Linked DNA regions of Homo sapiens: region 1 is linked to region 2. A link is a contact called in ENCODE Hi-C or POLR2A ChIA-PET data. All regions are on one chromosome and are shown on one strand. Each heading gives the region's core, a stretch centred on a gene start or an enhancer-like site at or near the end of the contact. The rest is flanking DNA. Distances are from core to core; before and after follow the strand shown. Region 1 holds the start of RNF8 (ring finger protein 8). Region 2 overlaps TMEM217B (transmembrane protein 217B).

Region 1 (5,358 bases), core at 69-2,568, 130 kb after region 2:
CTGGGTGTTGGAAAACTGAAAAGACAAAAGGGGCTCAACCATTGGATGTACTCACTGCAGGCAGCAGCTATCACACTATATGGAAAATCCAAAGGAGAGGCTGAGTTTAAAAACAATTTTTTAATTGGCCGGGCTCGGGGGCTCATGCTTGTAATCTCAGCACTTTGGGAGGCTGAGGCGGTTGGATCACTTGAATCCAGGAGACACGGCGAAACCCGGTATCTACCAAAAAATATAAAAATTAGCCGGGCGTGGTGGCGCGTGCCTGTAATCCCAGCTACTCTGGAGGCTGAGGCAGGAGAATCTCTTGAACCCGGGAGGCGGAGGTTGCAGTGAGCTGAGATCGCACCACTCCAGGCTGCACTCCAGCCTGGGTGACAGGGCGAGACCCTGTCTGTAATCAGTAATAATAATAATAAAATTAACAGCTTTATTGAGTATAATTTACATGCCATAAAATTCACCCACTGGAAGTTTACACTTTCTTCACTTTACAGGGTCTCACTCTGTCGCCCAGGCTGGGATGCAGTGGCGCCATGTCGGCTCACTGCAACCTCTGCCTCCCGGGGTCAGGTGATCCTCCCACCTCAGCCTCCCAAGTAGCCGGACTACAGGTGTGCACCACCACACCTAGCTAATTTTTCTTTTTTTTCTTTTTTCCTTTCTCTCCCTCCCTTCCTCCTTTTTTTTTTTTTTTTTTTGTAGATACGGTGTCTCCCCATGTGGCCAGGTTGGTCACAACTCCTGAACTCAAGTGATCCGCGCGTCTCGACCTCCCAAAGTGCTGGGATTACAGGCGTGAGCCACTGCGTCCGGCCACACTTCCATGACTTTTTAATAAACTTATACAGTTGTACAATTGTCACCACAATCCACTTTTAGAACATTTCTATTACCGCTTTCCTCCAATTTTTTCAAGCCCATCTGCATTCAATACCCGCTCCCACACCTCGCCCCAGGTAACTGTGCTCTTTGTCTTTGTAGATTTGCCTAGTGTAATTTATTTTTTACTTCGGTAATATAAGTAGGTCGTGCAAAATAGAGACTATTTAGCAACAGACTAGGCAGACTTAAATCCGATGGAAAGTTTAAAGTTGTTTAAAAGTGGGCTATAGTTTCACATGACTTTTTTAAAAAGAGGAAAGGTGAGAAGAGGTTCCAGTCTGGGGCGGCTAGGACTGGGGTGATGGTTCTGGAGGCGGCGAGGGAAGGTGTGAGGCGAGGAGACCTCTCGAATCGCGCCCGCCCCGCCCAGGGCCGGATTGGCTCCCAACCCACCCTCTTTGCTCCAGGGCGGCCGCCGTCCTCTTGCGCAGGCGTAGTGCTCCTGCTTCCTGGCCGAGGGCGGGCGAGCGGAGCCTGCTTTCGCAGCGATCGCGAGCGTGTGGCGATTGCTTCTGTCTGTTATTTAGATATGGAAGCTGAGGGGATGCACAGAGGCAGCCAGAACCTAGGTCAGGGTCTCGCTCGGTGCTGACCGCCCCCGGGGTCGAGTAGGCGATGGGGGAGCCCGGCTTCTTCGTCACAGGAGACCGCGCCGGTGGCCGGAGCTGGTGCCTGCGGCGGGTGGGGATGAGCGCCGGGTGGCTGCTGCTGGAAGATGGGTGCGAGGTACGGGGGAAGGGGTCCTGTGGAGCGGAGGGCAGGGGCTGGAGGGAGCGGGGCTCCGGGGAGGGAGGAAGGTGTCTTGCTGGGCTGAATGAATGGCAGAGAGGAGGCGGGCATCAGGAAGAGGAGCGAAGTGTCTGTGGGGGGGGTGGATTCCTGGGGAGAGAAGGGAGAAAGCGGTTCTGGCGCGAGCGGCTGAAGGGTCTGCGGTGGGAGGTGTTTGGGGGAGAAATAGGGGCCGAGTGGGAGAAAGGAAGAAAAGAGAGTTCGGCTCTGGGGAGCCCGGGGGGGCCACAAGGGTTGGGGCGAGGACGGAGGCCCTGACCCGCGGCCTGTGGGGCGAGAAGCGGGCCCCGTCCAGAGAGGCCTGGGTCAGCGGGTAGCTGGGCCGGGGACTGGGAGGAGAGGGACGCGCAGGGAACGTGAGGAGATGCGGGGGTGTCGAGGAGGGGAGGGCGGGGGCTGGCCAGATCCCGTTTAGGGCGCACAGAGCCCCGCGGTGCCAGGTCGGGGAACGGTGGCGGGGGCCGCGAGCTGCCGGGAAGCCGAGGCAGGGCCCGGCGCCTGAACTTTCTCGAGTTTGTTTTGAAAACGATTGCAAATTTTGGGTTTTGTCCCTTAAAGCAATCAAACTTTCACGTAGAAATGTCTTCCTCCTTCCCAACTCTGAGGAACATGGGCGGCTTGGGCTGGGCCACATTTCTCCTGTGAGGCTCGGTACGGCCGAGTGGCACTCCCTGAGGTGGGTCGGGCAGGTATTCAGAGTTCTCTCCAGAGGCTGCCTGTCGTCTTTATTAATGCAGTTGCAAATGAAAAATATTTTAAGGGGAAAGATGAGGTACCGTTCCTGGCACGGTTCAAGATGCACCAGCGTGGTGCATCTTGAAAAGACGAGGGAAGGGAGGAGGGAGTTAGATTGCAATCAGGTTGAGAAGGAGAACTGGGTCAGGGACAAGCTTGTGATGACTGGGAACCATTTGGGTTTTGGAAATAATCTGTATGAAAAGTTCTCTTTGCAGTAAAAGTGGATGGTTGGTCATGATGTAAATTCAAGAAGTATTTTGAGTCTCATGTGTGTTCAGGTAGATTTTTCCTATAAGCCGTACTGCCTCAATTCAGTCTGCCAGGTATTTACTGAGTATTTAACATTGTTTGGTGTACAATGAGGACAAATAAAATTTCTGCGCTCGAAGAGTTTAAGGCTTGAGTGGGGAGAGAGGATTTATACAATGAAGCAGTCATCGTATAAAGAACATCCATATGGGCTGTATGATCAAGTGCTAAGATTTGGATTATTTAGTTCCTTCCCAGAGCAGTAGTTCTTCAAGTCAGAGGAGGAATTCATGTCTAGGCACAAATTTAATTGCTAGATTAGGGAGTGTTATAAAGGGTTACTTGTATGCTGTGGTTTGAGGAACACCAAGAAAACATCTCTGCCTCCAAATACCTCTTCTATCCAGGTATTAGTGCCTAAAAGTCCACATTAAGCATTCATTCTTTTAGCTTGAGCACTGATCTTTCCCTGCCTGGCCCTTTCCAACAGCATATGTTTGTGGGAAGTTTAACAAATTAAAACACGAACACCTGAATAATAACCTGAATAATACACACAAAAATAAATTATTTTTGTGCATAACTATTAGTTAATTTCACATACATTACTTAATCTGATCCCTGCATACACACAACCTCATAAGATAACTCAGTGGGCAAGTGTTATTCCTTTAGATTCAATTGTTGTGGATTAATTTATGACTTCTGAATAGCTTGTCAGTACTGCAGTCTTGGGCAGGTGGGATGGGGAGGACGAATTAAAGCACCTGAAGAAAGGGCAAGAAGACTATAAAGCAGTCTTAGACATATTCTAAACCATTTGATAGTTCTTTATGGGGCCAGTTGCATGGGGAGGGACCCATATAAACTCAGTGGTAAGACTGTGGCTGGCTTCAGGGACCTGTGTGTAGGAGAAGCCTGCCAGGCTTGGCTGCCTGCAAGGTCAGGTCGTAGCATAGCCTGAAAAGAAGTCTGAATCAAAGGCAAGAGAAGAAGTTGTACTTATTGTTATGGTCCCCAAATCATAGCACAAGCTGTTTTGCACAAGATTTTAAAAGATACGCTAATAACATAACAGCAAAGGTAGGTCAGTTCCCTGCCTTTCCAGTTCTTAGTCTCAGATGTTGTGGATAAAATAATAAAACAGGGTTCCTTTCATTTCATTGATGGGAACACTGTAGTAAATTGTCTAATTAAGTGGCTTTAAGCTTGTTAAAGCAATGCATAGAGTTTGGTGGAAAAACAAGTAGAGATTTATTGCAAATTAGCTAGTTCTCAGGTACTATAAAGTATCTAGGCCTTTGGGGAAAACAACAGAACCTTCTCTCCCCTTTTCTTCTCTTGTATTTAGTTTTCATTAAGTTTTCTGCCCCAAGGGAAAAAAGGGAAAGGATGGTTATATTTACTGGTTTGGGGGCTTTTTTGTGGGGTGTTTTGTTTTGAGACAGAGTACTCCTTCTGTCACCCAGGCTGGAGTGCAGTGGTGTGATCACACCTTCACCTCCCTGGTTCAAGTGGTTCTTCTGTCTCAGCCTCCGAAGTAGCTGGGATTACAGATATGCACCACTATGCCCAGTTACTTTTTGTGTTTTCAATAGAGGTGGGGTTTCGCCATGTTGGCCAGGCTGGTCTCGAACTCCTGGCCTCATGTGATCCGCCCGCCTGGGCTTCCCAAAGTGCTGGAATTACAGGTGTGAGCCACCACACCTGGCCAGATTTACTTGTTATTTGAGAAACAGTAGGAATTGTGCCCAGGAGGAAAGAGATAGTCTTAGTGAAGGTGGGCAAAGACAGGATGATCTTTTAGATCAATAATGTGTGTAAGCTCAAAGGCTTGCAAAACTATTGTAAATGAAAACAACCCCTCACATATGGGTCGTCAGTCAGTTCCCACGGGAAATTCAGTGTTATGTTGAGTGGTCCTGAGATTTCCAGGTAACCTCACTGCACTCTTTAACTACAGTATAGGTGAAATATCAGTAGTACCAAGGTAAATTCTAAGACCAGGCAGTGCAGGGAAGGATGTAAAAGAATGATTCCTTTTTCTGGGTTCAGAGTCTGTTGGAGGCAATGTCAGGAAAAGGCACTCTTCTACTGTTTTGGTACTGTTTTCCCCTGGCTACTCACAATGGCAGTCTGGCTGTCTCCCCTCAAGTATTAGCATGTAATATGAGATGCTTCCTCTCTTAGAGATAAAGCTACCTAAATAGAAATTTTACTGAATATGGACGACAGATAAATCCCTAGCCATTCCATTTTTAACAGATATGTGTATTCAGAGGAACTTCTATAATTAATATAATTCTGGCAGAGTGTGAAAGAACTGAAAAACTTTGTGCTCAGTGTTGGTGGAGTGATCACCACAACATTTTAAAGAGAAACAAGTGAGACTGTATGAGTTCCAACTGCTGCTCCATATTTTCCAATGGTAATACAGTCTCTAACTTCTGACCTAAAAACACCCACCCTAAAATCTTGAGGACTCATATGCAAGACCTCTTTATTCTTTCATTCATTCTCAAATACTTAACTGAACACTATGCCAGGTATAGAAACACAGTGGTAAACAAGACAGATAAAGTCCCTGCTTATCTAATTTATATTCTATTACGGGGACAGAGGGGAAAAGTAAAATAAACAAGATAATTTTGGTCTGTGATAAGTACTTCCTAATAACTGAAGAAATATGATGGGAAG
Region 2 (5,673 bases), core at 1,722-4,221:
TCACTTGAGCCCAGGAAGTCAAGGCTGCAGTGAGCTGAGATCATGCCACTGCACTCCATCCTGGGTGACAGAGCAAGACCCTATATCCAAAAAAAAAAAATTATGCTGTTAACTCTCCCAGCATTGCCTTGGGCTTCCATTGCTGCCCAGATGGTGAAAATTGCCTGTACTTGTTCAGACCTGAGTACAGATGTTTCAGGATATAACCAGGGCAGCACAAGAACCCTGTTGGGTGGAGATGATAAAAACAGGTGGACACCAACTGGCTTTGGGCAATCGCTTCTCTACTACATATCAAAATATGGATTACAGTGAAAGATGCATACTTTAAAGGAAATTTAGAGCCCTAGGATAGACTAGCCTTATAATAGAAAAGAAAATGTAACAATGAGCTAAGTATTCAACTCAAGAAGTTAGAGGGAAAATAAGAACTATACAAAAGTAGGAGGAAGAAAATAAATAGAAGCGCGTAAGTCAATGAAACAGGAAATAAAGTAGAGGGATTTCTGACTGGTTAGGTTATTTGGGCTGACATGTTGCCAAAAAGCAACTTAAAATGCTGGATAAAATAGTTTAAAAATATAAAGTATAGAAGTGCTCCCCAAGTGGAAGGAAGTAAATTTTGCTCTGAAGTTATTTGCCAATCTAGGCACACTTGATTTCATTATGACAGCAATGCAGGGTAAAGAACAAAATCAAAGCTCTGGGTCCACCAAGGTGAGGAGTCTTTCCTATATTAGTTGTGAGCATCCCCAAAGGCCTACGATTAGGGGAAAGGTGAATCAGAAGTAAACCTCCCCTACATCTTTCTGCCAGGAAACTCCAAGAAAAGTTGGCTTGTTAACTACACTGAGCAGGTGGGGAGAAAACTCTCCTTGAGACATTGTAATCATAGCTGGCCTTTTTTTTTTTGTAGATTTATAGCCCATATTACATGAAGTATTTTTTTTAACTTTAAGTTATAAATCTTGTTTAAAGTCGTCCTAAACTGAAAGTGTGTCTAAGTGTCTGGCAGAAGCAAATTCAAATCCTCTCTGGAGGATTGTACTTTTATGCTGGTCTTCATCCTCTAAGAATCTTCATCAGTAATTTTTCAGGGACAATGACAAGTACATAGTGAAAAATAACCAAGCACATAAGGAACAAGGCACTGTGAGAACAAGCTGAAACAACAGATAGCAATGGAACTGCAGTAATATCTGATCATCAAACAACTATGATTACTATATTTTTGCATTATTTAAAATTTTTGTTTTACTTTTATTATAGTATAATTCATGCATATATAATACACAGATATATATAATATATATACAAGATAAAATTTTACATCTTAACCATTTTTAAGTAGACAGTTTAGTAGTGTTAAGTATATTCATTTTGTTGTACAAACAATCTCTAGAACTTTTTCATCTTGCAAAACTGAAACTGTACACCCATTAAGCAACGAATTCCCATTTCCCCCTGCCCCAGCTCCTGGAAACTATCATTCTACTTTCTGTTTCTATTAATTTGACTACTCTGGACATGTCATGTAAGTGGAGTCTTTTTTTTTTTTTTGAGACGGAGTCTCGCTCTGTCGCCCAGGCTGGAATGCAGTGGTGCAATCTCAGCTCACTGTAACCTCCATCTCCTGGGTTCAAGCGATTCTCGTGCCTCAGCCTCCCAAGTAGCTGGGACTACAGGAGTGCACCACCACACCTGGCTAATTTTTGTATTTTTAGTAGAGACGGGGTTTCGCCATGTTGGTCAGGCTGGTCTCAAACTCCTGACCTCAGGTGATCCTCCCACCTCGGCCTCCCAAAGTGCTGGGATTACAGGGGTGAGCCACCCCACCTGGCCATGTAAGTAGAATCTTATAGCATTTGTGACTGGCTTATTTCTGTTAACATAATGTCCTCAAGGTTCATCTATGTTATAGAATGTGTCAGAATTTTCTTTGATTACTGCATTAAAATAAATAAAAGATAAACTGAAAATATATGAAGAAACAGGAAACCATAGAAAATGACCTAGTGTTACAGGATCTCTGGGGTGTCAATTTTCTGGCCAGAAACCTCTGTGGCCAGCGGCACCTTTGCCTGAGTTCTTGTTCTGTGTCCAAGATGAATGAGGTACACAGACAAGTGAAGGGTAAACAAGATGAAGATGAGCTTTAAGTGTTAGATCAGCTAAAAGGAGACTCGCAGTGGGTAGCTCCGCTCTGTAGGCAAGTCATGCTAATATCTGCTGTTCTCAGCAGGGAGAAGGCCCTGGAGAGGGTTGCTCCTCTATGCAGCTGATAGTCCTGACGTCTCTGCAGGTCTCTGAGGCTCTCAGAAGAGAGGGTAGTTCCTCTCTGTAGCTGGTCCTCCCATTGTCTCCTGCTATCAGCAGAGAGGATAGCTCCTCTCTGCAGCTGGTCGTCCTATCATCTCTCTGCTCTCTTCGTCCTCTAGCCATCCTCTGCCCTGCTCTGGCTAAGCCCAGGTCTTTTATGGACCTCAGAAGGGAGGAAGTGCACGCAGATTGGTACATCGGGGGCCATGGGCAGGCTGGAAGAGGCACCACTTAGGTCTGCAGGACTGGCGGCCTGGCCCCAGCCTTCAGGCTCTCCCTGGCCTGAGGGTGGGGCCTTACTGAGGACCCGCCCCCTTCCACCCGGGAATCGATACGCCTCCCGCTGCCATCCATGGCCCCCCCAGGGCTCGACCCCAACCCGGCTCCGAGATTTGAACTGGTGCCGGGATTGGAGAGAGGCCAGGCAGCGGGAGCAGACATCCGGGAGCCTGCAGGGACGGCAGGAAGCCGGGGAAGGGGGCCTCCTGGGGTCCCCGAGGGTGCAGGCTGCAGAGACGCCCGGGTCCTGCACCTAGGAGGTCCCGCCCCGCTAACTCGAAAGGGGCGGGTCTCCTACTTGTCCCTGGCTCCTGCCTGCTCAGTGAAGTGGGAGGCCCAGGTCTGCAGCCGTGGGTCCTGGCAGCTGCAGCTGCACCTGGGAGGGCAGATCCTGCCTATTCCCGGCCCTCCTCCAAGAGCACAGGGAGGCTTCGATGCACAGCCACAGTTTGGGCAGCTGCAGCCCGCCCAAGAGGGCGGGACTTCTGCCTGCTCCGTAGAGCCGGAGGTGGGGTCTACGGCTTTGGTTTGGGCGGCTGCAGTAGCACCCGGTGAGTTCCCGACTTAACTCAGAAGGGGCCGGGCTTCCACCGGCTCCATGGAGTGTGTAACCCTAGCCGCGCCTCCCTGCTGCAGCTGGAGTGACAGCCGGAGTGATGGTAGCAGCCACTGCCATTACTAGCTGATTTGAAAAAGAACCCAAATAGAATTTCTAGAGATGAAAAACTCAGTATCTGAAATTAAAAATTCAGTGGACATAAATGGTAGCAGGTTGGACACAGATTAAGGAATAATTAGTTAACCAGGAAACAAGATAAATCAGCAGAAATTATCCAGAATGTAGCACAGGGAGACAAAAAGATGGAAAATATGAAGGAGAAGTTAAGAGACATGAAAGACATAATAAGATGTTCTGATAGAGAAAGAGAGATGAGACAAAATGGGGGTAGCATATTTACAGAGAAAATAGCTGAGGATTTGCACAACTGAAAAAAAAACACCAATGCACAGATTCAAGAAACCTAACTGATTGCTAGAAGGATAAATGAAAGAAAATCTACACAAAACATATGGTACTCAAACTATGGAACACCACACACAAAAAGAAAATCTCAAAAGCAGCCAATGGGCTTTTTATTTAAAAGACCAACAGTTATAGACTTCTATAGGAAACAAAAATCCCATGGAATAATATTTTAATTGTGCTACACAAAGCAAAACAAACAAATAGAAACCCCTGCCAACCTAGGATTCTATACTCAACTCAAATATTTTTCTTTTTTTGAGACAGTATCTTGCTCTGTCGCCCAGGCTGGAGTACAGTGGCGTGATCTCAGTTCACCACAACCTCTGCCTCCCGGGTTCAAGCAATTATCCTGCCTCAGCCTCTCAGGTAGCTGGGATTACAAGCGTGTGCCACCATGCCCAGCTAATTTTTGCATTTTTAGTAGAGACGGGGTTTCACCATGTTGGTCAGGCTGCTCTCAAACTCCTGACCTCAGGTGATCTGCCACCTTGGCCTCCCAAAGTGCTGGGATTACAGGCGTGAGCCACTGCACCTAGCCCATTTTTCTTATTTATATATTTATTTATAGAGATGGAGTCTTGCTGTGTTGCCCAGGCCAGAATGGAGTAATGCAATCATAGCTCACTGCAGCCTCAAACTCCTGAGCTCAACAGAGCCTCCTGCCTCAGCCTTTTTTTTTTTTTCTGGAGACAGGATCTCACTCTGTCACCAGGCTGGAATGCAGTGGCACGATCTCAGCTCACTGCAACCTCCGCCTCCTGGGTTCAAGCGATTCTCCTGCCTCAGCCTCCCGAGTAGCTGGGACTACAGGCGCCCACCACCATGCCTGGCTCATTTTTTTGTATTTTTAGTAGAGACAGAGTTTTACCATGTTGGCCAGGCTGGTCTTGAACTCCTGACCTCAAATGATCCGCCTGCCTCGGCCTCCCAAAGTGCTGGGATTACAGGCGTGAGCCACCGCGCCCGGCCTCTGCCTCAGCCTTTTAACTAGCTGGGACCACAGGTGCATACTACCACATGCAGCTCATTAAAAAAGAAATTTTTTTTAGCTGGGTGCAGTGGCTCATGCCTGTAATCCCAGCACTTTGGGAGGCTGAGGTGGGCGGATCATGAGGTCAGGAGATCGAGACCATCCTGGCTAACATGATGAAACCCTGTCTCTACTAAAAATACAAAAAATTAGCCGGGCGTGGTGGCGGGCACCTGTGGTCCCAGCTACTCGGGAGGCTGAGTCAGGAGAATGGCGTGAACCCAGGAGGCAGAGCTTGCAGTGAGCCAAGATCACACCACTGCACTCCAGGCTGGGTGACAGAGCGAGACTCCTCTCAAAAACAAACAAACAAACGAAAAAAAAACCTTTTATTTTTGGAGAGACAGCATCTCGCCATGTTACCCAGGCTGGTCTCAAACTCCTGGCCTCAAGTGACCCTCCCACCTCAGCCTTCTGAGCAGCTGGGATTACAGGAGTGAGCCACTGTAAATATTTTTCTAAAATATTTTTCAAGATTGAGAGCACACAGTATGATGATAACCTTTTCATAAAAATCAAAACCAAGCAAAATTTAAGAATATATTTTTTGGCCATACATATATATGTGAATAAAACTTTATTATAAAAGTAAGGGAAGACCAGTCATGGTGGCTCATGCCTGTAATCCCAGCACTTTGGGAAGCTGAGGCAGGTGAATTGCTTGAGTACAGGAGTTCGAAACCAACCTGCCCAACATGGCCCATCTCTATAAAAAAAAAAAAAAAAACACCACCACCAAAACCAAAAATTACCTAGGTGTGGTGGTGGCACATCCCTGTAATCTCAGCTACTCCGGAGGCTGAGGTATGAGAATCACTTGAGCCTGGGAGGCAGAGGTTGCAGTGAGCCAAGATTGTGACACTGCACTCCAGCCTCGGTGACAGAGCGAGACTCTGACTAAAAAAAAGAAAAAAAAATTACCAAAAGTAAGAGGATAATAGATACAATATTTGGGATTGTGGTTACTTCTGAAGTGCAAGGGGCAGGGATAGGGGCAGGGGCACATAGATAATTATGA

The links. Hi-C counts contacts between places; a loop is a spot of excess contacts on that map. ChIA-PET counts read pairs that join two places held with the same protein, here RNA polymerase II (POLR2A). Pooled maps may share reads with other maps.
Region 1: a pooled map shows a loop between it and region 2 (3-fold over the local background). The contact joins the promoter of RNF8 here to the enhancer-like site in region 2. A Hi-C loop is called at or near these places in 1 of 37 single-sample maps with no recorded cell type and 4 of 50 pooled maps. POLR2A ChIA-PET finds 5 or more read pairs at or near these places in 1 of 52 experiments (H1).

Annotation. Positions count from the first base shown.
Region 1 is chr6:37,352,665-37,358,022 of GRCh38, forward strand. It overlaps RNF8 (ring finger protein 8), which reads left to right and starts at 1,319. Exons shown (of 8, transcript NM_003958.4): 1 at 1,319-1,611. The coding sequence starts at 1,501. RefSeq lists a silencer at 1,172-1,271 and an enhancer at 1,572-1,621.
Region 2 is chr6:37,219,645-37,225,317 of GRCh38, forward strand. All of the region lies in intron 1 of TMEM217B (transmembrane protein 217B), which reads right to left. All of the region lies in intron 1 of TMEM217 (transmembrane protein 217), which reads right to left. Among named protein-coding and RNA genes, the nearest start is that of TBC1D22B, 35 kb to the right of the region's middle. RefSeq lists an enhancer at 2,252-2,391 and silencers at 2,592-2,851, 3,222-3,271. Within about 2 kb of position 2,972, at least 22 of the 41 ENCODE cell types and tissues checked have a DNase peak (open chromatin) inside an H3K27ac peak, as active enhancers do.